5 separate regions of the Mus musculus genome follow, and all the other regions are linked to region 1. Evidence: chromatin loops called from intact Hi-C (ENCODE). Cell type or tissue: left cerebral cortex. All regions are shown on one strand. Region 1 holds the start of Gm34978 (a long non-coding RNA gene). Region 2 overlaps Gm34689 (a long non-coding RNA gene). Region 3 holds the start of Pax1 (paired box 1). Region 4 has its middle 58 kb from the start of Gm52577. Region 5 holds the start of Nkx2-4 (NK2 homeobox 4).

Region 1 (5,000 bases):
ATGCAAGAAGAAAATGTTAAAAATAGAAATGGATGTGCCTAGTAGAAATACTATTGTCCTATTCGAATGACATGATGACTTGTTTTCTGGAAACGGAATCCTTCAATTGAGCCCAGGCAAGCATTGTATTCATTGTAATGTTGTGTGTTTAGACCTAGAGCCTGAAGGGTTTGCCTGCCTTTCAAGCTCAGTGCTACCAGGGGCTCATTACTATCATATTACTGGCTCCACACTCCTCGGAACTTCTGGGTAGTTTTCAGTGCCTTCAAGTGCTTAGATTGTGAGCAATGTGGGAAATAGAAAGTCAAATACTGACTGTATGAGGTGTGTACATCAAACGCCTGGAAATGTATAGACAGAGATAAAGACTCTTGTGGAACCCCTGTTACATTGAAGTCACTGCAGAACAATTCCAGGATAAACGCATATATGTTGTAAACAGCTGCAATGCACAGGTTGCAAGAATTAGAGCAGTCTGAGTCTCATTCAAGATCAAATGGTTCCTTTCTAGACTTTCTGTCAGGAAGAGGCTTTGCTGAGGGCGGCAGGAAGATAAAAGAGCACAATGACAGTCATGACATCTTCGGTGTGTTACAGACAGTAACAGTGAGGGGTTTGTGTCTAAATTGGGACTGCGTTTGAGATAGGACAGCATCATCTTATAATGGCTGGTTCTCTATTTGGGCCAACTTAAAGCTTTTGGGGGGCCCTCTCCATCTGCCTTGTTCTCACCTGAGCTTTGTGAGAAGCTGTTTTCAGGACACTGGTGGGTGAGTCATGGTGGAAAGGAGGAGGTATGTTCCAAGAGGAGCATAGAAACAAATGAGTCAAAGCCCACAGGGGCCAACATAGCTTACCTACTCTCTGGGCCTGTGACTTTTTGTGTGCATTATTTGTTTTAAAATAACACATGTGTAGAGAGAAAAATGAAAGATACAGAAGCAACATAGTGAAAACTTCATCTCCATCGGCTCCTCTCCCACACCTTGGTTTTCTTCTAGTTCATCATTCCACAAGACTCTTCTCTGAGGTCTAGCTGCACATCTCTGCACTCTCCTCAGCACCCCAAGGCTTTCCTATACACAGTGTGCTCTACATTCTGCCCAGCCCCAGCCTGTTTATTCATCACAGGCGAAATCTCTAACAGATGACCTGCTCTAACCCTGTACACCCAGGCTGTGGCTTTTTTTTTTAAGGGTTAGGATTATTACTCAATGATAATGACTTATTTTACACATTGTCTTCTGCTGATGTCAGGGCGGGAGCCCGAGACCCTCAGAGGACTCAGGGAGACCCTGCCAAAACGTTTCCAAACTGAATAGTCATTGGGCAGCCAGATAATTCAGAAACTATTTGTATGAGCTGTTTATCAAATTATTAACCGCACAGATGTTGTTTGGTTGAAGAGCAGCTGAATCCCCTCTCTGGCAGCCGCGGAGACAAAGGTCTCCAGGAATAATTGGAGATGTGCACGGAATATTAAATTAATTTACTGCTCTTAATTCTTATGCAAATTCTGACCTCTGATGGCGCCTATCAATTACCCCGCGCGCAGTGAAAGCGAAGGCGACAGTTTCTTTTCTTTGCTTTGCCTTTTTTTTTCTTTTAAGAACTCGAAAAAGGAAATATTTGCAATAAGCAGACCGTAGGAGCTCTGCGTAACTGGAATTGTTTAATTGAATCTCCTAGTTTTAGGGATGTCCGTGGAGGATAAAACCCCAGGGTGCAGAAGAGGGGTGCGGGGGCCGGGGGGGGGGCGGGAGAAGGGCAAAGGAATTTGGAGGTTTGGTTGCACTACAGAAAAATACAGCATCGAGTAGGGAACGATGCCGTTAAATAAAATGGGAATTTGCAGGGTGACTGGGGCCTTAGTCCTCATTTGGGCGGACTTTGGTGGTGGCTAGCAAGCCGGTTAGCAGAACAGCGCACTTCTGCAAATTGACAAGCAGTGTCCAGTGCCTAGGCGCCTTTGCAAGGCGTCTGCTGGACCGCTGTTTGCAGCAGCGATGGCTCCCTTTGCTGGTTCTTTAACTGTTTTTCTCATCTTTAGCGTCCTCAATCAAAAAACAATTTTTAAAAAAAATCTTTGTTTGAAAATCCAAACCTCTACTTGGTATTTCCACATTCAGCTCCACTGAAATCCCGGGTGGGCCGAAAGAAGATGTAATTGTCTCCTGTTTGGACACCCAACTCATTTCCCTGAATTGAGCAAATGCCAGGGCTTTGTCTGCGCTTGTGGCTTAAATGCTGTGTGCTTTCTGCGCCCGGGTGGTGAGCTGTAAAGACTGGGGTCTCCAAGTCTTTCATCATCGTTCTAATAAGGAAAACCAAATCGGGCGCATAATGTCATCAGCCCTGGCCCGACCTTGCGGGGACCTCCGCAGCCCGAAGATGTCTCCAGCGGCCCCCGGCGCAGCCACAACGCGTCGCCTTTCAGCTCCTGGCGGTCCCCACAAAAGCCAGACAACAATATCAATTAATCATGCAGCGGGCAAACAAGGAGATTTATCCCGCGACAAACAGCCCCACCGAGAGCCGTTGAATGGGCGTGATTAGCATGTGAAAAGACGAGCAAAACTCCGTGGTTCAACAGCTAAAGAGCAATTTGATGGGACTGGGATGGGGAAATTACTTGATTAGCGTCCGTCGGAGGAGAGCACGGTTACAGCCCCTCAGCTTGGAATCCAACTGCGGAACAAAACGCGCTGGTAAACGCGGCGACCTGAAGGGACAACGCGCTAGCGAGGGTGGCGCGGGGACCGGCACTGACACGCGAGCGACCGTGGGGGGCGGTAATAGTGGGCAAAGTGGCTGACCTACTTAGCCACTCCCCAAAGCGACAGGAGCTGTAACAGCTGTCCCACCTAGGCTTCTAGGCCTAGCCCGGGCGGGCATGACTTCCCCAGCTGATGTTGGAGGTCCGCCCTAATTTACACTCTCCCGACTCCGGCCGGGGAGAAGAGTGTCAAGGCTTGTGAGAAGGGAAAGGTCCTCCCACATCCTCCGGGGAGTCCCCTCGGTGGCTCCTGGAGCGTAGTCTACTACTCAGCAGCCTCTGCAGCGGCCCCAAGTCCGTTGCTAGGGCGCACGGCTCTTCAACCAGAAACTCTGAGGTTCGGTTTGCACAGGCAGTGAACTTTGGATCGCCTTAAGACCGCTTTTCCTGAACCGCGGAATTTAACCGCTTGGTTCCAACCTCTTAGAAAAGCTGCCCTTGTGGCCTTAGCACTTGGCAGAAAGAGGGGTGCGGGGGGGGGTCTGCAGTCCACCCGGAAGAGGTGGGGAGTTGAAAGGGGGCACTCCAATTGAGGATGACCCGCCTGGAGGCTCTCGAGGTGAGCTAAGTGCGGCGCCAGGGACTGCACGATCGCCTTAGTGTTAAGGACCGCCTGGAGCTGGCGCCAGAGGGATGCAGAGGTCAGTCCCAGACTTGCCCTGGATCCGGATACGCAAGGCCAGATCTGGAGGTTTGGGAAGTCGAGTCCTACGTTTTTCTCCTCAGTTCCAGAGGACAGCATCCAAGGCTCACAGCCCAGATTTGTATTGGGGGTGGGGGGTGGTGGTACACTGGGGCTCTTGGATAGACTTTTATTGATGAGGAAGAAAAGCTGTCCTATGGAGCTCGGAGGCTAAGGGTTCTCAGAACGAGGCCAAATGCCCAGTGAAATCCTCTGCTTCCCCAACAACCCATAGTAGCTGGACAGCCCATGTCTTCCCAGACTCCACCGACTCTGCCCCAAGCGCCAGCCCAATACAGAGGAATTTGAGGCTCTTGGAACCTTACCAAAAGGCCCAGACCCATAGCTCCCTTCTCCCTTGCTCCTCCCAGACCCACCAAAAGGGGAAAGCTCCCCAGTAGGTCACTAACCTCCTAGTATAACTGGCCCACCAAAAGATTCCTTCTTGCTCCTGCCAGCAATGGGGGTGCGCCAGGGAAAGGCACCAGGATCCCGCCTTCAGTTTATCTTGGAGAGGAAGAATCTAATCCACCTTCCCCGAAGTACATAAACACAAATCTAACAAAGCAAAGCTCCAAAGGACATGTTTGCCAAAACTGTCTTAAACACACTTTGCCCCTTGGCATGAAGGAACCAAGAAGCAAAGACTATTTTTTTTTTTGAGTGCGGGGGTGGGGATGGATGGCCCCATCCGCAGAACAATTGTCACTCAGTTGAACAGCGTCAATTAAACCAGAGCAAAACGGTCAACTTCAGAGGGCTTAAATTTTTTTTTTCTAAAATGTCTATGGTGGTGCGTGTTCAGTGAACTAATGTTCTCTGCTCGCTTCTAGTCTTCTCCTCCTTCCCATTCCACTAGGGCCTGATGCCCCAATGCAGCTTTCTCCTTTGGCTGTCTAGGTGGACCCTTGGGGTCGTGGATCCCAGACTGGCTCTAGCCGCTAGAGAAGAAAAAGCCTTGCTGGAGAGCGTGAAGTTTTGCTGGCGGTGGCGGTAGTGACAAGGCTCTGAGGAGGAGAGACCTGGGACCGGAAGGGCGAGACACCGCTAGTGAAGCCCAGACCTGTAGCAGTCCTCGAGCACACTAACTCTTCAAGGCGACCTAGCTGGACAGAGAACTCTATGTCTTCTGCCCCGCACTGTCTTTCTCTGATGAATGCTTATGCACCTGTGGTTCGAAGCGCTTCCTGGGGCGACCAAAGCTGTGCATTTTAATTCCAAAGTCAAGTGATTGAGCCCTGTCAAAGTTGGGAGAGGGAAACACGATGGAGACTGCTCAGAGTTGGCTTTATAGTTATTTTTGCAAGTTCTGCCCGGTACCCACAGTATTGGCCAGAAAAGCAAAAGAGGCCGCTGCAATTTATTCCAATGGGCGGTTTTTAAGAAGCTGGCAATTTGAACCGGCTGGGTGTTATTTAGTGCAATATGAAATCAAATGATCCTATTTCTCAAATAACAGTGTCTGTGAGGAGAAGTGAATCCTCTGAAAGGGTAATTGTCTGCTGATGGTGTTTCCCATTATACCCGATCTTGGCCTAAATG
Region 2 (5,000 bases), 110 kb before region 1:
GTCAACCCTTTGTCCTTAAATTAGTTCCCATAAAAATCTTTTTGTGTTTTGCAGCTTGTTATGATGTCTTGAGGCTGGAGGAAACGTTGCCATTAATTATGTCTTTGTTGAATATGGATATCTATTCAGAGTTAGTTGAACAGTTTCAAACAAAATTAGCATCCAGCGACACTCAGCCAGCTTTGGGCTGGTTATCAAGACTATTCCTCTTTTCTCCTCCTGTTCTTTTTCTCTTTAATTTTTTTTTAAAGCTGCGAGAATGCTGTTCAGCAAGTGTGTATTATCTAATATATTCAGCTTTCGGTTGCCACTTTTTCCAGATGAAGATGAGCTTAATTGAGGTTGTCCTTTTAAGTTTGTAGAGCCCTTCAGCATTCCACACAAAAGCGTGTAGAGGCTTTTCATTTGTCTTGAGTATGTTTCAGATGTACAAATATTATTTATTTTAAGCTCTGAATCAAAAGGTGTGCTATAACTCTGTTAAATAAAACATTACTCAGGACTGAAATATATATATTGAAAGTAAGCCCGTCCCCACTCATTATCAAAATATTTTATGTGACAGGAACCCAGTGAACAAATTTTAGGATTTATACTGGGGGAGCTGTTTGGCCACACATTCCCGGCAAGCAAGCAAGCACTTAGCAAAGGAATGTATTCTCGATTCCACTGAGGATAAATATTACAAATCCACTGTGCAGCTAAGCTCTGAAGTTAGTTCCCTGTTTGACTACCCTGGTGCATAGATAAGACCAGGGTAAAGCTTAACTCTGAAGAAGTGAAGTTCATGGGTGGAAGGACACTCAAGCGTATTATACATCCATGGGGGAATTGTTGAGAGAGAGAGATAGAGAGAGAGATTTGGCTGGCTACAGCCTCAGTCTATTCACACCTGTTTGTAGGATGAGGGTCAAAAAGGCAGATGAAGGAATTTAATTCCACGAGGATCTAAATCAAAATATTAGAAAGTATTCTTCATTCCATGCCATGTGGAAAAAAAAAAACCCTGAGAAATAGGATAAGATCTCTCTCTCTCTCTCTTTCAGTTTTAATAATACCAACAAAAAGTCCATAAGTATCGCACTAGCAAGAGTAAATTAATTGGCTTAGGAATGAAAATTTCAAACAGTCCGGTGGATGAAAATGATTCCCTATTATAGAGAAAACAAAGGGTATGGGACTCTGATGAGGGCCTTGTATATCTTTAAAATATTTTGTATGAATTTTCCTTCCTTTCATTTACTTCTGTCTCCTTCCCCGAGTATGGAACCAGTGCTGTTTGTTGTTAAGTATTCCCTGGGAAGAGGCGCTAACCTTGCACTGCTTTTAAGTATAATGTACATTTTTCATTTTAAATGGGGGCTCATAATGACATTGTGTAGAAGAGATTCCAGGCCTCCCTGGTTATCACCATGTCTCCTTGAGCTGCGCTTCTGGAAAAAAAAAATGCGAAGAAGGTAGCTCTCTGGAATGAATAAATTCTGTAGCCTGCCTGTAATTATTTATTAAAATAGATTAAAGAAATAGACTAAAAAGGAACCCGCCACCCGTGTTAGAGAGAACATAATAAGAGTACATAGAAAGGGAAAATTAACACCAGGGAGGAAAGAATGTAAGATATGCGTGTTCAATAATACAGCCATCTCTGCATTGTTGGCTCACGGGCAGACACACTCCTGGGTTTTTCATTTGGCAGGGTGGGCTGTGCTAATGAAAACGTGGGTTACTAATACGGATGTGTATGTCTCTAATTAACATTAGAATTGAGTGGTAAACATAACCAGGAGAGAATTCAACAGAGAAATGGGCTAAAAGAAACCGGAGTATCAGGGGGGAGGGGAAGGAGGCGGGTTCGAAAGAAGAACTCCACAGCCTTTCTTCAGATGGGTTTAATTTTGTCACTTGAGTCAAAATTGGAAACCCGTTTTCTAGTACAATTGCTTCTGTGTTTAGTGAGTGTTGCAGACTCTTTATTACAGGGGAATTTTATAAACTTGGCACCTCATCATCAAGCCATCTTGGGGGTCAACTTCCCACTTGTACTTTTAGCTCTAAAGCAAGTACTTTATAAAAGTGTCTTCTGATTTGTAAGATTTACCATAGATTCTGAGATGAGCTTCCAAACCTAATCCCTCACCGAAGTACCCATTTGTCTCTTCATGTTTAAACTGCTACGTTCTGTTAACTCTTATCAAATGCAATAGAATTCTTTAACAAGGCATCAAAGATAAATGTAGATTTGTGTTAATTCTGCGTTTTGTTTTGTGATTGCTGTGGTGCCAGTCTGTGATCCTTGGGGGTGAGTACAGCAGGAATAGGAGAGGTTTAGCTTTATGGTCGATGCTGATATTATTCGTGTATTCCTTTTAAAAATACCAAATGTATAACTGGAAGTGCTATTTGTGGGCAGTTACTTTAAAATATTTTAAACCATATTTAAATCATATTTAGCTAAAGAAAACAAAATAAAACCTCACCATCTTTTTTTTTTTCAAACAAGATATACTAGCATCTATTTTCACTGTTTTATATCAACTTCACCATGCTATTTGGATGGAATAATGTGCTATGATGCTTATTATGAAAAGAAACAAAACAGAATACAAATGTACACAGTAAGAGGAAATGCTTCTTCTAGGAAAATAGACATTTTTGTCTTTTATATTTTTGAAAACTATTTAGTCAAAACAATAACATGATTCATTGAAAAAGCTAATGTCTAAAAAAACAAATCAGCACTTAATTTCCTTTTGTATCCATAAGGCTAGTGTAACCTACATGATTTTTGGAGGCAAAGGAAAAAAGCCTCTGTATTCTTTAGTCACAGGAATACTCAAGAATTTCAGCAAAGCTCAAGTATGATCCTTGTGTTTAATCAATTTAAGGACAACTTTCTTTCTTGGTAAGATTTAATGCTTAGCCCAAAAATTGTATCAAAAGAAAATGTACATTTCCAGTGTAATAGGCCTTTCCTTGTTAATTTGTTAGGGGGAATGCATACAAATGTATCTAGAGAAATGCTTTGCATCTGCAACATAATCAGATGCAGGCGTGGCGGGCTTCTGAGCTCTGCACAGCGGACCGAGAGCCAGCGGCTTGCCCGTTTTGAGGCTCAGAAAAGCAGAGACCTCATGAAAATGCACAGCCTGAATTCTCATCACAGCGGGTTGCCTCGCCACAAAGTTATTGCCAGGGGACAGTGTTCATTAGCTTCACCAATTCTGTACTTCTGTTTATCTGTCTATTACCATCTTAGCAGAGTAAATCATTCCTGTTCTTCCCAGATCCAGTCCCTTCTCCTCCCTCCAAAACCCAACATTTGTTACCCATAAATGGGGAAATGCTCCAGGACAAGGGCAATAGCTTAAATTGAATTTTCCTAATGATTTAGTGAATCCTAGCACACATTTTTACTTTGTTGTTTAGACTCAAGAAGGCATAAAATCTCCACCATCTATTTATCATGTAGTTATTTTAATGTAAACATGTGTCCATTTAGATGAAGTGTTTTCATTATTAAGCTAATTCCAGCATGTCTCAGATAGACCATGAGAAGGGGGCAGAGCTCTGGCTGACAGTACCAAACCTGTCTTGGCTCAGCCTGCTGTCAGATACGTCTTCATTAGGTTTTGTCATTCACCGGTGGCAAATGCTGTATAAATGGAATGACGATCAGGCCCGCCTTGATAACTTGTCTTATCTCATTAGTTTTCACATCAAAGTTAATCAGCAATGTGAATTGTAATTGCTAGAGGAGACAATGCGTAGATCGCTGGTCGCCCCCCCCCCATGGCATCTTGAAACATCAGCAGGCTGGTTGGAGCAGATAGGCTCGGAAGGAAAATGATGTGGAAGGCATAATAAGCGAGCTGCTCAGAATTAATGAGCTAACCCAATAAGAAAAGAATGGCCAATCAATGTGAGTTGGGCAAATATAATTTAGAAATAATTGCTTGATTGGTTGCCTATAGTAGACTGATTTGACCACACACAAGGATTAAGAATTAAGATGTCAAGGCAAAAAAATAATTTGGCAACTGAGGGCATGTAATTTTTGTGTCCTTCTTTTTATGATTGAAAGAGATGTGTGTTTGATACGCTATTCGCCAGAATGAAAACATTAGACACCCTCTTGTTCTCTTTCTGTTTCCCGCACAATGAAGGCCCATTCAGAACACAATTGTGATACTCCTGAACGGGACATGAAGAAGGTGTGGAGGGAGGGAGGGAGAAAGGGAGGGAGGGAGGCTTCACTCAAAGGATGGATGGGTTGGCACACAAAGCATTTGCCTCTATTTTGAGCTATAACTTGACCAGGATGCTAAAGTGATAGATGCAATGATCTGCAAAATATATCAATTGTCTGTCTTAGGTAGGCCTAAAGAGTTCTGCTCACAACCTACATGTTCCTAATGCAATATTTTTCTGACAGCTATTCACCAATTAGCAAAGGGCCCTGGCTGTATTCTTCTGTCAAAACTCCGGGAAGGTTCAGCCAGAAGGTAAATTTGCTTTGATCTACATTACACCTAATTGAGTCACAAGCAATGTCTCTATCCCAACATCAAGAAATGTGAAAATGTTAGATTATTTCACTGGGGATTAAACCTAATTTTCGCGTGTTCTGCATTAACCTATTAGGCTGGCTAATCTGCATTGCTAATGTGGCTGAGGCAGCTGTCACAGCTAAAGAAAAACATGATCATGCAATCCTTGAATGAATGATTCCCGGCCTGATTAGTCTTAGTGAAGTTAGCTGAGCCCTGGTGATAAGGAAGGAAAATTCCCAGGTTGCCAATAGCTTTGAAAATTATCAGACTGTAGGCAAAAATACACCTCATGATTCACAGGCTTGGGTCCAAATGCCGAGTTGAGTGACATTATTTAAGACTGACGAAGGCTAACTCGAGTTGTCACTCGCATAAATGTTTGTGTTTATTTTTAAGAGACTGATGTAATGGACGCAGATTTAAATGCTAATAGAAGCCAGCCAGACACAT
Region 3 (5,000 bases), 530 kb after region 1:
GAGGGGGGAAGCCAAGAACTAGGAGGAGGGGTAGAGTTTCTGGGCGGGGAGGGGGACGCCAGGCTCGGTGACGGGAACCAATGAGCTGCCAATTCGTGAGTCTCCAGCGTGACTGTAGAGATTGACGTGGAGGACACGTCAAATTGATTCTCGCACCCTGCAGCTTCCCGGTCAGACGAATTTCTCCCAATCGGATGAAGTTCACCTTGGGCCTGGGGTCGCGGGCCTGGAGAGTGTCCTGGGAGCGGGCGGCGGCGGCTGCGGCAGGCCCTGGGGCGGGCGGCGCGCTGGGCAGCGGCTCACTGCGCGTCTCCAGCCGCCGCGGCCCACGGCTCGCGCGCGCCCTCCCTCTATGCCTCTCCGGCGGTGGCGGCGCCCGAGCTCTCCCGGACTGCGCCGGGCCCAGCCCCCGCCGCTCCGGCGCCAGGCAGCTGGCCGGCCCGCGCGCGATGGGTAAGGGGCGAGCTTCAGCCCGGGTGCGGGCGGGTGCGGAGCTGGGTTGAGACTCTCTGCCTCCCTCCCTTCCTCCTGATCCACTTTCCCTGGGCAGAAGGGTTCTATGTCCTCAGGAGCCACGTCCTCTGCTGCTCCCAGCCATCGATGGGTCAGTCCCTTAAGTTCAGGGAGGAGGTGAGGGTATGACTAAAGTCGCGAAAGGGCACCAAGGGCTGAAGAGCACAATGTCCCTGACCCCGACATGTGCCAGCCTGTCCCCGGCTGGCTCTGTCCTTAGATCTGAGATGTCGGAGGCTGGGGTGGACCTGCGGGTTATCTCAGAGTCGCGCTAGGGTGCAGTGCATTGGTTCCCCAAGGACACCCTTGAGTAACCCGCCGGTGTTTTCTCCCTCGCCTGCTCACTCCTATCCGGCGCGTCTGCAGAGCAGACGTACGGCGAAGTGAACCAACTTGGTGGCGTGTTCGTCAACGGCCGTCCCCTGCCCAATGCCATCCGCCTACGAATCGTGGAGCTAGCACAGCTGGGTATCCGACCCTGTGACATCAGTAGGCAACTGCGGGTCTCTCATGGCTGCGTGAGCAAAATCCTGGCGCGCTACAACGAGACCGGCTCCATCCTGCCCGGGGCCATCGGGGGCAGCAAACCTCGAGTTACCACCCCCAATGTAGTGAAGCACATCCGGGACTACAAACAGGGGGATCCTGGCATCTTTGCCTGGGAGATCCGTGACCGGCTACTGGCTGATGGCGTTTGTGACAAGTACAACGTGCCCTCTGTGAGCTCCATCAGTCGCATCCTGCGAAATAAGATTGGCAGCCTGGCGCAGCCAGGGCCATACGAAGCAAGTAAGCAGCCGCCTCCGCAGCCTGCACTGCCCTACAATCATATCTACCAGTACCCCTACCCCAGCCCAGTGTCACCCACGGGCACTAAGATGGGCACTCATCCCGGGGTCCCCGGCTCGGCGGGCCACGTCAGTATCCCGCGTTCATGGCCCTCCGCACATTCAGTCAGCAACATCCTGGGCATCCGGACGTTTATGGAGCAAACAGGTTAGTCGTGGTGTCTTAGTCGTGATGTCTTCGGTAATTTTCTACAAAAGGCAGAACTTGGGACGGGAGGATGAGCGAGGGTGTTGCATGCCCTTCTCCTTCTAGAACTGACTTTGGCTCAAAAGTAAGTTCACGACTGGCCACACAGGCTGGGGGTCCAGAACCTTCTGTGAGAGTCTTCGGACATCTTGAACTTTTTATGACAACTATGGAAAATATTTCTCAAGTAGAAGAGCAGGCGCAGACCACAAAATCGGAGGCCTGAAATTGCACTTTTTCATTCTTGCAAAAAGAATGCAAATGCCTATCGCCAAATCTAAGCCAAACAAACCGCTTGGGCCATTTTTGCTCAGCCCCTTCTTTAGCTTTCAGGTTCCTTCAGGAGCTGATGCGGGCTCAGGAGGTGTTTCAAGTAAAAGAGAAAGAACCCCTGTAGTCGGTGTTTTCTTTTTCTTTTCTTTTTTTAAAGTATGGGCTAGACCTCTGTTGGGTTCAGAGGCCGTTCATGTCCTGCCATTAGAATAGAGGTAATGACGCCCCATTCTCTTTGGGGCAGTTGCTAGGACTTGTGCTCTGGTTGTCATTAAAATTCAGTCAAATATTGGTAATTTCTGTTGCACGAAAAAGACTGAAAGTTTCAGGCAACTTTGATGCCCTGCCTAGGATGATATATATGTGGTGTTTTCTGGAAGCATTGGCTCCTTTCCCAAGCAGCTAGTGTTGCCTTCCTTAAGGCGCCTTTGCCCCCTGCCAGGAGCCGACCTGAGCAGACCCAGGACACACAAGCTGGGGAAAATGGATCGCTTAGCCCAATCTCCGAGGCTCTGCACACTGTTCATTTAGGTGGCACTATACCAACATAGCACCAACCAAAACTATCCATGGAGCAGCAGAAGGCAGGTGGTTGGGAAGTGGCTACTAGGTCTGCATCCACCTTTCAAGGTTTCCCTCAGCAGGGGGCACACACCTGATCTGGGAACAGCTCTGTGCTTGAGACATCTTGGCGTAGATCTTGGAGTTGGTGTCTCTTTTGAGAGACCAAGAATGTCCCTAGAGGCAGACCTGGGCCAAAACGGTCTTCTAGCCTTCTGGGTGCTAATAAAAGACATCTAGAGGTTTACAAAATTTTCGTGAAGTTGCCTTGAACTTGAATCTTTCTTGTTGCTGCTTCTGAGCAGTGAAGAAACTGCCTCCGGTTGAGCCTCGCCTGCTGGTACTTAAGCTTTTTTCGTAGGAAGCGGGCCAGGGTTGGAGGAAATGAACTGGAGGCCCCTCTCTCCCTTGCTCGGAAAGGCCGGGTCCTGCCACCTCCCCCACCTCCAAAGAAAGGCCTTTGGAGTTTGTGGCAGCCTCTGGGGGGTGGGAGGGGATGTCTGGCAGTGCTCGCTGATTCTAGTTAGGTCGCTGATTCTAGTTGGGTCGCTGATTCTAGTTGGGTCATTGGCTCTGTACAAAAGTCTGAGCTGGAGGTCTTCACGAATGCACAGATATCCACTCCATCTGCGTTCCTGCAGGGGCCCTGGCTGGGAGCGAAGGCGCTGCCTACTCCCCCAAGATGGAAGACTGGGCGGGTGTGAACCGTGCGGCCTTCCCCACCTCGCCAGCAGTGAATGGACTCGAGAAACCTGCCTTGGAGGCAGACATTAAATATACTCAGGTAACCAGAATGCAGGGCAGTAGGTGACCTTGGCGGGGGGTGGGCACAGAAAGGGTTAGGGTGAGGAGAAAGAGCAGCAGCGACTCCCAGCCAGGCTTTGCGAAGTCTGGGCAGAGAGCATCTTCCAGCGGCCTATTGCTGTCCTCAAGTCCCGCAGTCCTAGTTAAGAGCAGTCTGGCTTTCGAGTGAAGATTGACATGCCTTTCGATTAAAAACAAACAAACACCCTGAGGTTTTAAAATCAGATTGCTAGGGAGTCCTAGAATCGTGACAAGTGACAGGACAACAGAGTTCGTGCCAAGGCGGCCTGTGCTGGAGAAGCCAGAGGGTTTTCTGACGCTGTCTCCTCCTTTCTGTAGTCGGCTTCCAGCCTCTCCGCAGTGGGAGGCTTCCTTCCTGCCTGCGCCTACCCGGCTTCCAACCAGCACGGAGTATACAGCGCTCCAGCAGCCGGCTACCTATCTCCCGGCCCGCCCTGGCCACCAGCCCAGGCACCCCCACTGACGCCCCACGGAGCTGGTGTGGCGGTGCACGGCGGGGAGCTTGCAGCGGCAATGACCTTCAAACACCGAGAAGGTGAGGGGCGCCATTTGGGAGGTGTCAGGTTATTGGAGGGGTTAGAAACTGAGGAGAGGAGCTTGGAAGACAGAAGAAAGGAGGGGGGGTGATGAGTGGGGGATGGGGGAAAAGTAGGGGAGGGAGACTCGAGGCGATTGGGGTAGATTCATCAAGATATAAGATACAATTTCCTAAACACATGAAACTCAAGAAAAATGAAGACTGAAGTGTGGACACTATGCCCCTCCTTAGAAGTGGGAACAAAACACCCTTGGAAGGAGTTACAGAGACAAAGTTTGGAGCTGAGATTAAAGGGTGGACCATGTAGAGACTGCCTTATCCAGGGATCCACCCCATAATCAGCATCCAAACGCTGACACCATTGCATACACTAGCAAGATTTTATCGAAAGGACCCAGATGTAGCTGTCTCTTGTGAGACTATGCCGGGGCCTAGCAAACACAGAAGTGGATGCCCACAGTCAGCTAATGGATGGATCACAGGGCTCCCAATGGAGGAGCTAGAGAAAGTACCCAAGGAGCTAAAGGGATCTGCAACCCTATAGGTGGATCAACATTATGAACTAACCAGTACCCCGGAGCTCTTGACTCTAGCTGCATATGTATCAAAAGATGGCCTAGTCGGCCATCACTGGAAAGAGAGGCCCATTGGACACACAAACTTTATATGCCCCAGAACAGGGGAATGCCAGGGCCAAAAAGGGGGAGTGGGCGGGTAGGGGAGTGGGGGTGGGTGGGTATGGGGGACTTTTGGTATAGCATTGGAAATGTAAATGAGCTAAATACCTAATAAAAAATGGAAAGAAAAAAAAAAGGAAAAAAAAAAAAAAAAAAAAGAAAGGGCACCTAGAGAGTGAGCGGTTCACTTTAAACTGCCCCTTTTAACCTATTGAGAGAGAAGGAAGAGGGTCAGGCTGGTAATCAAGACTTTAGGTGTCATTGAAGTTCTTATATCTTTGGTCAAATTGTTGCCCGTTCTGGCTTCATGTTCTCCATGCCAAGAATGGTCTAAAACGCCCACATTTGTGTAGACTGCAAAAATGTGTTAATTGCAAAACACCCCAGGCCCACATTTGGGTAGCCTAGAAACAGTAGCTTTCTATAGTGGAGAGAGTCCTGCACTTCAATCCTACAAGAGCCTGGGTTGGACCCTATCAGTGACACTCCTGACTTCCACAGCTGGACTCCCCACTGAGTCTTGCCCTTCCTTTTCTTCTCGGTTCCTTTTAAACCTTGGCCCTGCTCTTTCTTAGACT
Region 4 (5,000 bases), 200 kb before region 1:
CTCTTCTCCCTCCTAGCAAAGCAAACAATTACCAAGACAATGAGGACAGCCTTAAGTTAGAGGCAACTGGGGTGTGGGTGGCATGTGGCCACCCTAACCTTGAAGGTGACCTCCCATAAGAATAGAAGTCACTGTGCAGAACAACAGAAGGCAGTCGAGGCATTTGTGGGGAAGCCAAAGGAAGGATCTTGTGTGGGGACAGCAGGACAGTCACTTGCTTAAGACCCTTCAGGCCAGCACACATCTCTGCACGCTCATTCAGATGCACTGTCTGGGAAGTGGGACTGGCAGAAGAAAGGCTTAGGATTGGAAAGCTGTGGGATCCGTTTGCAAGACAAAGCTGGTATGACCAATCTGCGGAGGGTCCGGTTAAAGGGACTGAGGGTAATCTGTGGGTTTGTCCTGTTAAGTTGCAAAGGGTAAACTCATAACTGGGCTGTGGTTCTCAGTGGGTTGGGCTTCGTATCCAGCTCCTGTTTTGCAATATCAAGAAAGAGAAGTGGAGCTGGAAACCTTCCTTAGAAATCAAGTTTTTTTGTTTTGTTTTGTTTTTGGTTTTTGTTTGTTTGTTTGTTTTGTTTGTTTGTTTTTTTGCCAGGCTTGGTGGCCCATGCCTTTAATCCCAGCACTTAGGAGGCAGAGGCAGGCGGATTTCTGAGTTCGAGGCCAGCCTGGTCTACAGAGTGAGTTTCAGGACAGCCAGGGCTACATAGAGAAACCCTGACTCGAAAACAGAACAGAACAGAACAAAACAAACAAACAAACAAAAAAGAACACACAATCTCACAGAACCTAGATCTACAGTTCAACCTGATTTGAAATTATGAGCATTTTTTTTAATGTTTCTACTACTTAGAAGAAGTGTAAGCAAATAAGAGAGTATTTCAACCGTTCCAAGAAAGCTTTTGTGTGAAGATCCTATGGGTTAACATTAGTTAAAAGGCTTAAAACAAATGGCCCTTTCCACTGATCATTCTTTGAGCTACTACACTCCTCTTCCAATGTCCTACGGACCAGAAAGATTGCTGTTCCATTGGCTGTATCCACTCCCAAAATCTTGACAAATGATAACAAAGTGAGAAAGCATTGGCCCCTGAGCTCCGTCATCCAGCAGAGAATTTTCTGGAATTTTGGTGCTCTCAGAAGTTCTCAACACTTAAGGAGATAATGTCTAGGTTCTCCTTACCACGTTCTCCTAGTTACATCATATGGCCCCCTGTTATATGCACCAAACTGATGAAATCTGTGGTTGGTTATTGAAGGAGAGCTGGCTACTGTTACTAGTTCTCCAAAGGCCTACACTCATTATAGCCTGTTCTAGACAGCAGGCTTGGCACCAGACAGCATAGATACCATTGTTGGATCCTATCTCAAAATTCAATAAACTTCAAAATTCAATAAACGGTAAAACACGTGTTGCAAGAGGAGCTTGCAGGTGTGAGGTTGGTGGGGGAGATGTATGTCTTCACGGGCTTTGGAAGCTCTGTTGAAGATTTTAGTATTTGTAGAAAGCACTGAAATCTCTGATCCAGAGGCTGAGATGGAGTAGTTTGGGGTTCTGAGGAAGAATCTAATTCAGAATAGAAGAGCAAACTGTAGAACAGAATTGTAGAACAGTGGAGATGAGTGGGCAAAGCAGTTGTGAAGATGATTTCGGGGTGCAGGTGATTTGGTGACCCCCCAACTGTGAGCAGTCACAGCAGAGAAGCAGAGAAGTACCACGTCCCAACCCTGACACCCCTGCAAGGGTGTCAAGCCATGTTTCTTCTGCACTGATCCAAGAAGACAGTTGTCCTTTTATCTCCATACTAAGGGAGCACAGATCTACACTAGTGATGCTTTATTCCAGCATCCACGGAGAGGTCAGCCCCATCTCTCCCTCTGTATCCAGGAATGTTGGGATCCTAAAATGATAGCGGCTTGGGCTTCTGCTGGCCATCCAGAGTATAGTGTCTACACTTCTGGAAGTAGTCAATTACCAGAGTGGTTGATGTAAAAAATAAACCATATTTTGGAGGTACAAGCACATTTTAGAATCACCATATGGTACATTGTCCTAGTATGCACATGGCAGTTAACATTTTAATGCACTATATGTGAGATAGGTGAGCGATTCAGTTTCACCTTAGTATCAGTCATCTGGCTGGAAGAGGCGATAGTAGGTCTGAGCTTACACAACACCTTATGGAAAGTGGAGGCAGTGTCAGCTGCTCGTTTATAAAACAAAACAGCCAGAAATGGGGTACCTGCACGCGCGCACGCGCACACACACACACACACACACACACACACACATACACATGCCTGTGCACAGACCTCTTTCACATGCCTAAATAGCCTGCCTAGAGCCTCCATTTTTGAAAGATAAATGTTACAACTGTACCAGGTATCCTTTTAAAAGGGGATATTAAGTTCTTGAGATGGTTGTAGGGAAAGGAGACAGGTTCCGAAAATATATATTCTTGTCCATCTAGGTAAGCATCTTGGCTTCTTAAAGTTTAAATAGTTAAAAAAAAATTAGCCACCTTTATTGTCTTAGTCCACCTAGGCGTCTGTGAGCTCCTTTCTCAGAGCCGTCATCATTAAATAAGACAGCAGAGGGCGCACAAGCACAGCATGATAGAAGAAGAGACCCTGTGGGTGCAGTTCGGCTCTTGGCCATAATTCACTTCCTGCCTCAGCAAGGTACAAATTCAGGAGTAAATGACTGTGGCCTTGGGCTATAGTCGACTTAAAGAGGCGTGCAGACACCTAAAAGGCAGTATGAGTTCTTTTTTACCGTTAGAATCAAAGGCAATTACACAGCATCTCTTAATTGTATCCTATAACACCTCTTAATTGAAATTAACTAAAGCTTCCTTCCACGGGTATTATTTTAAAAAACCAACCAGAGCTATTATTTTAAAAACAAAACAACAAAACAAAAGTCTTTGTAGCTGTCAGCAGGCTCAAATACCACAGGTTTGGGAGAAACGATGAAATAATTGGAATACCGGATTCCTTCCTGAGAGCTTGAAACAGGCCGTGAAAAAGGAGGAAGGCAGAAGCAGCACTTTAGCAGTAGACGCATTCGAGTAAACATCCGTTTCTGTGCACACTCCATTTCCATTGGCATCTGAGCACAGATCTTAATTCAAGAGGTTTAACCTGCTCTATGGGAAATGAATGAAAGAGAATGCAGCACAATGCTGGAAGAGCTTCACGTCTATAGACGGCTGAACTCTACCCCCATGCCCTGTAATTTGGGTGAGTTTCCTTCAAAACTATTAAGGCATCTTCATTGGAGCTGGGGTAATCCTCAGTGGCACTAATGGTGTGCTCCATGTGCCAGTAAGTGAGATAAACGATAGCAAACTTGTCTGAGCAGATGCACCTAATGACAGAGGCGGAGAAGTGTAATACGGCAAGGACGGAAACGCTCAAAGGCAGAAAACAAGAGCCCCCCAGAATCACTATGAGCGTGTTAGTGTCCAGGCACCAAGTGAATGATGCATGCGTCTAAATACCTTGTCTGTCTCCATCTCTAGTGCAGTCTACCTCTTTGAAAGGTCAGGGTCACAAACGGAGGAAGGAAACCCTCTTTGGTTTCAGATCTCCATTTCCAGAGAACCCCAAGAAGTTTCTAGTGGAGGAATAAAATGAAAGCTCTTGAATTACAGAATACTCGATGGGGCAAGAAGATTGTGTCTAATTGTAACATACCGCCGAAGAAAATGGCACATTTGTTTGCTTCAGGCTGAATTTTCACAAGCAAAAAATAAAATAAAATAAAATAAAATAATAAAATGAATCTTAGATAGAAGTGACTGACAGCATGGCTTGGCTAATGAGCTTGTTTCTCTTCCACTCCCACCCCTACTCTCACCCTCACACTGGCATGATTGAAGTCCGACATTGTCTTCTTATTCACATTTACAAAAGAAAGCTTTGAAAAATTTGGTTCCCCACCCTGGAGAGGAGGTGCTGCTTAACCAGGGGGTAACAAGATGGAGGCAGTATAATTTGGGTCCTTAGTAGTTTTAGTCTTTGGTTTAAATCTACAGTGGGGTGTGGGGGAAAGGATTGTTGAGAGAGGGGCAACATCTTTTGGCTCTTAGCGCAGACAATTTCAATGTTTTTAAATGAGCCAATAGAAATGGGCTTCCACAAGGCACTGTTGTGAGTGAGAGACTGCTTCCTGGCTTGCTCTAAACCCCAGAAACCTGACTGTAAAGATTAGGCATGGTTCCTTTGACCCCAGAAGCCTCACACAACACATTTTTCCAAGGCTTATTAGCTTGGAGTTTTTAAGGAAGACTGCGGAAGGATTTGTCAGGGATTGAATCCATACGAGGCATCAAACCCACATGAAATTTGTCAAACAAGTTAGAATGTATATATAACCTATCAATTTGAGATGTTTTTTTCTCATAGCATTTTCCCAGGGTGTGATTGACATGTCTAACTCCGGTTGAGATAAGTGTGTACAGGAGAGTCTGTCACTCTCAGCATTGGGATTTCCACCGTCTCCTTTTACTCCATTATTGTTATTACTGTTATTATTGTTGTATTAAGAACACTTAAAGGTAATAAGCTTTTGACACAGACTGTTAGTTCCTACGCACAGAGCAACGGGTATCATTACAGAGGTGTCGTGGATTGGATTCCTCTTCTCTTGATGTCTTCTGTGGCCTGTGCCATGGGTACACACACACACACACACACACACACACACACACACACACACACACACACGCATGCACACGTACACCATCACGGGTGTGCATGTGGAGGTCAGAGAACAACTTAGCGAAGTTGGTTCTCTCCATTCATCCATCCTTATGTAGAGTCCTGGAATCACCCACACTTGCCTGAGACGTCATCTCTCCAGCCCCAAACTTATTCTAAGGAGCTCTCAGGTGATTCTCATGCCAGGGCATTTCAGAAAACACAGGTGAATGCTTTGTTAGTGTCTGTTAGAAAGGTAGACCAGTTACTGCAGACTTCCTGTAGCCCAGTTA
Region 5 (5,000 bases), 250 kb after region 1:
TTCTTTTTATTCCATTTCTCTATTTTACCCAAATGGCAGTTATTCCTCAGCAATCACGTTGCTGTGTATATGATCCACTTTGGGCTACAATTCAATTTACTTTCAATCAAGCATTAACGAAATTGCACTTAGGGGAGGGGCTTTGCAAATTAATCTCCCAAAATAAATTCCACTTCAAGGATTCATCGTGAAAAGCTGGTTGATTTATAGAGATACAAACACCAACAAAGTTTCCGACTTCTAAAACTCTTGAGAGCTTTGGTTAGGAACGTGGTGAATGCGTATTCCGTCAGTCAGTTCTTCCGCATAACTTAGGAACTTCTGAAAGAAGGGAAATCACCACCTCAGAGTGTGGTGTCACATTATTCGGTCCGGGGCTGTTGCCTTCTCCCACCCCCAGTAAAGAGGTTCAGAGCAGCCTGACCCTCTCCGTGACTCATTCGTTCTTATCTCCATGCACTAAAGGGTCAGCATCTGTACATTTCCCCCATCCGTTCTTGCAGTTTCTTGGCGGATCCTGCGAGTCGCAGGCAGACCCTCGGGGCTCATCACCACGTTCTGCCATAGAGCAGGTTGGCGCCGAGCACGCCTCCGCCGTAGTCCCCGGTGGCCGCGTCCAGGGCCGCTAAGCCGCCCCCGGGACCATGCAGAGCGGGCGGGCTGGGCGACAGCTCCTCGAGCTCTGGCGCGGGCGTCGGGGCTTGCGGCTGCTGGCCTCCCTGGCCAGGCGTCGGGGTGCCCGCGCCGTTCTGGCACGGCTTGCCGTCCTTCACCAGCACCGGTACCGCCACGCGGCGCGGCGACGGCGGCGGCGGAGGCGGCGGGGGGCCCAGGCCGCCCTCCTGTTGCAGCTGCTGCGCCGCCTTGTCCTTGGCCTGCCTCTTCATCTTGTAGCGATGGTTCTGGAACCAGATCTTGACCTGCGTGGGCGTCAGGTGGATCATGCTGGCCAGGTGCTCGCGCTCGGGCGCCGACAGGTACTTCTGCTGCTTGAAGCGCCGCTCCAGCTCGTAGACCTGCGCTTGCGAGAAGAGCACTCGGCGCTTCCTTCGCGGCGCGGCCGCGTGCAGCGGTGCCAGCGACTTGGCGGCGTCCGCGATGCCGGTCAGCGAACCCATGCCGGCCACGTTCACGCCCGCCGACGGCCCCATGAACCTGGAGACTGGGGAGGGGGCCCAAGAAGGACGGCCGGTGAGCCCCGGGCCTGCGAGAACCGTTCCCGCCGACGCCCCGCTCGTTTTAAGTGACGGCACGGGGCCCCCGACTGGGTCGCGGCGTCCCACGAGCGCCGCGGCCCGAGCCCCACTCCCTCCGCGCACCCGGGGGCCCGGTGACCCCCGTGCGCCCCAGGAGGTTCCCGAGAAACCCCGCGAGTCCCGGGCCGCCCCGCGCGTCCCCAGCCTGGCCCCAGAACCCCTCGCGAGCCCGAGGCCGCGTGCCAGGACCCCCCGCGCGTCGACCCTCGGGCGCCGCTGACCAGGACGCCAGCACCCTCGCGCCCCGGCTGTGGCGGGAAAAGCCCGCGCCGCCAGCCCGCCCTCAGTCCCGCGCGTCTGGCCCCGCTCACTTGACGAGTAGCGCGGGTCCGTGTTGGCGCCGTACCAGCCGGTGGCCGCGGCCGCCGCGCCGCCCCGCATGCCGTCCGTGTAGGCGGGCAGCTCACCCATGTTGCCCAGGCCGCCGTTGCAGTAGCTGCCCATGGCGCTGTGCGGGAACTGCGAGACGCCGGGAGGCATGTGGTAGGTGGCGGCCGCCGCGGCCGCCGCCGCTGCCGCCGCTGCTGCCGCCGCCGCGTTGTGTCCGGCCATGGCGTGGGGCGGCTGCATGCCCGCCGCCACGGCCGCCGCCTGCGAGGAGGGGCCGCTCGGTGGCGCGCGGTAGGCAGCGGCCCCCAGGGGCGCCCCCAGGCCGGGCGGCGCACCGTCCATGACGCCGCCGAACTTCTTGTAGGTCTCCTCGATGGGGCTCAGGATGTCGGAAACGGAGAAGGGCGTCGTGTGCTTGGGGCTCAACGACATGGCTCGGCGGACGGCCAGGTAGGGGGGCCCGGGGCGGGCGCGGGCGGGACGCGGCGGCCGCTCGTCGCCGCCGCCGCCACTTCGGCCCGGCGGCAGCGCCAGTGGAGAGCTGTCCGCGGCGCGGCGAGCCCCCGAGCTGCGGGATCTCGGGTTTATTTTAGTCCAGTGCCAGGTTTACGACAGACTCGGGGGGCGGAGCAACATCCCCAACGAGCAAACAATGGTCATTGACATCTTTTTCTCTCACCCCCCTTCCAGATAACGGAGGCAAAAAAAGGTAAAGGGCCAGTTGGGTGTTTCTGGAAAAGATTGCCCCCCTTTCTAGCTCCATCCTTCGCGCTTCTATCCGGGTTACCTTTAGCCCTAGAGAAATAAAAACTCAGAGGCCACTGAAAGAGCCACGCTTGTTTCATGCAGACTGTGAGTTTTCCTAAAGTGACTTTGTGGCAAAGTTCAGTAGAACGTCGAGGGGTGGGTGTGTGTGTGGGGGGGGGAGGACAAACAGCTGTTAAGTTTGGGAGGGGGATGCTTTTCAGGGCTCTCTTCCTTTCTAGCTATCAGCCCCTCACTGGCTCCATCATCTAAAGTGTTAAAAATAAAGGGGGCTCTTGGGTCCCACCATAAGAGCACATAAAGAGGAGAGGTACAATGACCGTCCTCTGCCATTGTAGGGCTCTCTAATTTATGCATCGTTAGATCCTTTAAAGCGTCATTTTGTAGGCAACCTAACGGACACTTCCAAATTAGCTCAAAGTATACAAATCCAAAGAAGAGGTACAGCACGCAGAGAGAGAGATGCTGACTTGTAAGTATGGTGCTCCTACTCTCAGGGTAGAAACTGAACAAGATGAAGTGTATTTGCTAAAAAAGTTTCATATTTAATTTGCACCTTCATTACCGCTATATTTTCTTTGTCCTCATCCCCAGAATCTGACTTAGGGTTTATTCTTCTGTCACTATCCTGATATGAGAGAATGAGGGAAAGAGAAAAAGAGGGAAGGGAGGGGGAGGGAGGGAAAGATGGAGGGAGGGAGGGAGAGAGAGAGAGAGAGAGAAAGAGAGAGAGAGAGAATTCAAGTATGTCTACTTGTTTGTAATGGATCTTTTTGGTGGTGTTGGGAAAATAACCTGTTTAAAAAGTATCAACGTTGATGTGGATGCAGAAAGCAGGTTAAAACGACAGCTCTCTTGAAAAAATTCAAACCCATAAGCTGATTTTTTAAAAAAAAAAATTCGTTTCTTGGTATACAAATGTTCCTGCATAACAAAGAACTTATACTTTATGAACTTACAGTAAGTGCAAGACAAAAGACAAAGAAGTGTGCAGGTACCAGTAAAATTGGAAAACATGGGGATGAGCAGGGAAACAAAGACACATTTTAAAAGTTTTCCTCAAAACTGGAGTAGAAGAAAGAAAAGTGTTTCTTATGCAAGATTTTATTGTATCTAAAAACAAAGGCGTGACCACCAAAGTTTAACCTGGACTCACATGCCGTGGAGATCTGAACTGCTCCACATTCTCTTTTTCTTGGTTTCAGCCCTGTGGTGTGAATGCCCTTGATGGTTTTGTCTTATTATTTTAGTCAACATCTGTGTTCATTTCAGTGTCCTTTTGCAAAGAATCTGCCTGTTGTAGGGAGAAAAAAAGACCATATGGTCACTCATGGAAAGAAAATGACAACCAGAATAGTGGTTAATATTTTAAAACACATACTGTGGGACAAAATGCCAGGTCCTAGCAGTTGTTTATAGACATCAGTTACTGTCTTAACAAGATTAGTGTTGCTACATTCTGACACAATGCTACTTTTACAGGTCTTTCCTGGACTTGGGACACTTGAGCTAGGTCACTTATGCTGGAACTGCCTACTTATATTTCTTGAACTAATGATACACAAAGAAACCTTTAGGGGGGGAGGGCACTCAAATGCTGGGATCCTTTTACAATGTGGGTTTTAAACTTTTTTTTTTTACCTTAAATTGTATTCCTTACTACTTACTAGCTTAAAAACAACAAAATGTAATCTTAAACTTTAAACAAAGATAAGGTAAGTAAATATAGTTGCCATAATATCTGTGAATATGAAAGCCTCTTGCAAACCATTATTTTTTTCAAGCTTAGACACATTTCAAACATGAAGCAGTTATCATAAACTTCATGCTGATGAGCTAGCCAAGCCAGAAAACTTGGTTAGAGGTCTTTTTCAGATTAATTTTTTATTTTCAAGTTATATATTTATCTTGTGACATTTTATTTGTAAAACTCCAGTGTGGCAATTTTATAAGTGCTTATACTATATTTTGTTCAGTTTATCAATGCACGCAGATCTGGAGGTTTCCCACTATAAAATGAAAACATAAAACAAAACAGAATTTCTAATGAAATTCACTTTCTGACTGTTTAGGAACATCATAGGCCAAGTAGAATTCTTTTCCTGGACATGAAATGTTCTGGAAGAAAAAAAAAATTCTTAAAATCCCCCACATTTTCTTTTATCAGTTATTTGTGTCTTACCCTAGAAATTTCATACCTTTAAAATATAGTTGCTATTTGGATGTGTGCACGTGAGCTTGATAATAGACTCTGGAGGATGTAAACATTAGTATATCAAACTAATGACAAAATAGTTTGATACTCTGTTGAAGATTTCCATCAAACTCATTTCATCCAATTATTCTCTGCCCAAACTGTGAATGGAAATTTATAGTTAGTGATAGTTAAATTCTATTGACTATATGTCACGAAAATGTATTTCTCAGGAATGCTTTCTTGTTATTTCCTCCCCTTTTCTTAGCACTTAGCAGAAAGAAAGGAAAGAAAGAAACTCTTAAAGAGAATACAGTAGTGAAAAGAGATGGTTCTCCTTCTCTTAATCTAGTCTCCTTTCCCATTTCCTCTCCTCACAACACTTGACATTGTATTCTGCTAGGATTGGCTCCACGTCTTGAAGCACAATACTACTTTACATACAGGGGACAGCA

Evidence for each region. Peaks named below come from ENCODE experiments on the same cell type or tissue, not always from the same donor. Only the 100,000 strongest peaks of a DNase experiment are listed, where the experiment ranks them.
Region 2: it touches region 1 in a loop (2.6-fold over the local background); 6 of 42 quality-filtered maps call a loop at or near these places.
Region 3: it touches region 1 in a loop (6-fold over the local background); 6 of 42 quality-filtered maps call a loop at or near these places.
Region 4: a loop joins it to region 1, with 2.8 times the contacts of the local background. A loop is called at or near these places in 5 of 42 quality-filtered maps.
Region 5: a loop joins it to region 1, with 5 times the contacts of the local background. A loop is called at or near these places in 12 of 42 quality-filtered maps.

Annotation. Positions count from the first base shown.
Region 1 is chr2:146,832,012-146,837,011 of GRCm38, forward strand. It overlaps Gm14114 (a long non-coding RNA gene), which reads right to left. Exons shown (of 4, transcript XR_375064.4): 3 at 3,869-5,000. Gm34978 (a long non-coding RNA gene) reads left to right here and starts at 1,829. Exons shown (of 3, transcript XR_003953940.1): 1 at 1,829-3,335; 2 at 4,359-5,000. In left cerebral cortex, no CTCF peak of the experiment used is centred here; DNase peaks (open chromatin) are centred at 2,287, 2,861, 3,042 and 4,750; H3K4me3 peaks cover 1,240 bases; H3K27ac peaks cover 260 bases.
Region 2 is chr2:146,719,665-146,724,664 of GRCm38, forward strand. All of the region lies in intron 1 of Gm34689 (a long non-coding RNA gene), which reads left to right. Among named protein-coding and RNA genes, the nearest start is that of Gm34689, 12 kb to the left of the region's middle. In left cerebral cortex, no CTCF peak of the experiment used is centred here; a DNase peak (open chromatin) is centred at 3,080.
Region 3 is chr2:147,364,854-147,369,853 of GRCm38, forward strand. It overlaps Pax1 (paired box 1), which reads left to right and starts at 141. Exons shown (of 5, transcript NM_008780.2): 1 at 141-453; 2 at 880-1,509; 3 at 3,024-3,166; 4 at 3,526-3,742. The coding sequence starts at 195. In left cerebral cortex, no CTCF peak of the experiment used is centred here; no DNase peak of the experiment used is centred here.
Region 4 is chr2:146,631,229-146,636,228 of GRCm38, forward strand. No RefSeq gene overlaps it. Among named protein-coding and RNA genes, the nearest start is that of Gm52577, 58 kb to the left of the region's middle. In left cerebral cortex, a CTCF peak has its summit at 2,615 (motif pointing right); a DNase peak (open chromatin) is centred at 2,598.
Region 5 is chr2:147,083,328-147,088,327 of GRCm38, forward strand. Nkx2-4 (NK2 homeobox 4) reads right to left here and starts at 2,018. Exons shown (of 2, transcript NM_023504.1): 1 at 1,568-2,018; 2 at 549-1,162. The coding sequence starts at 2,018. The coding sequence ends at 549. Gm34889 (a long non-coding RNA gene) reads left to right here and starts at 2,212. Exons shown (of 4, transcript XR_001783500.2): 1 at 2,212-2,295. In left cerebral cortex, no CTCF peak of the experiment used is centred here; DNase peaks (open chromatin) are centred at 264 and 2,809.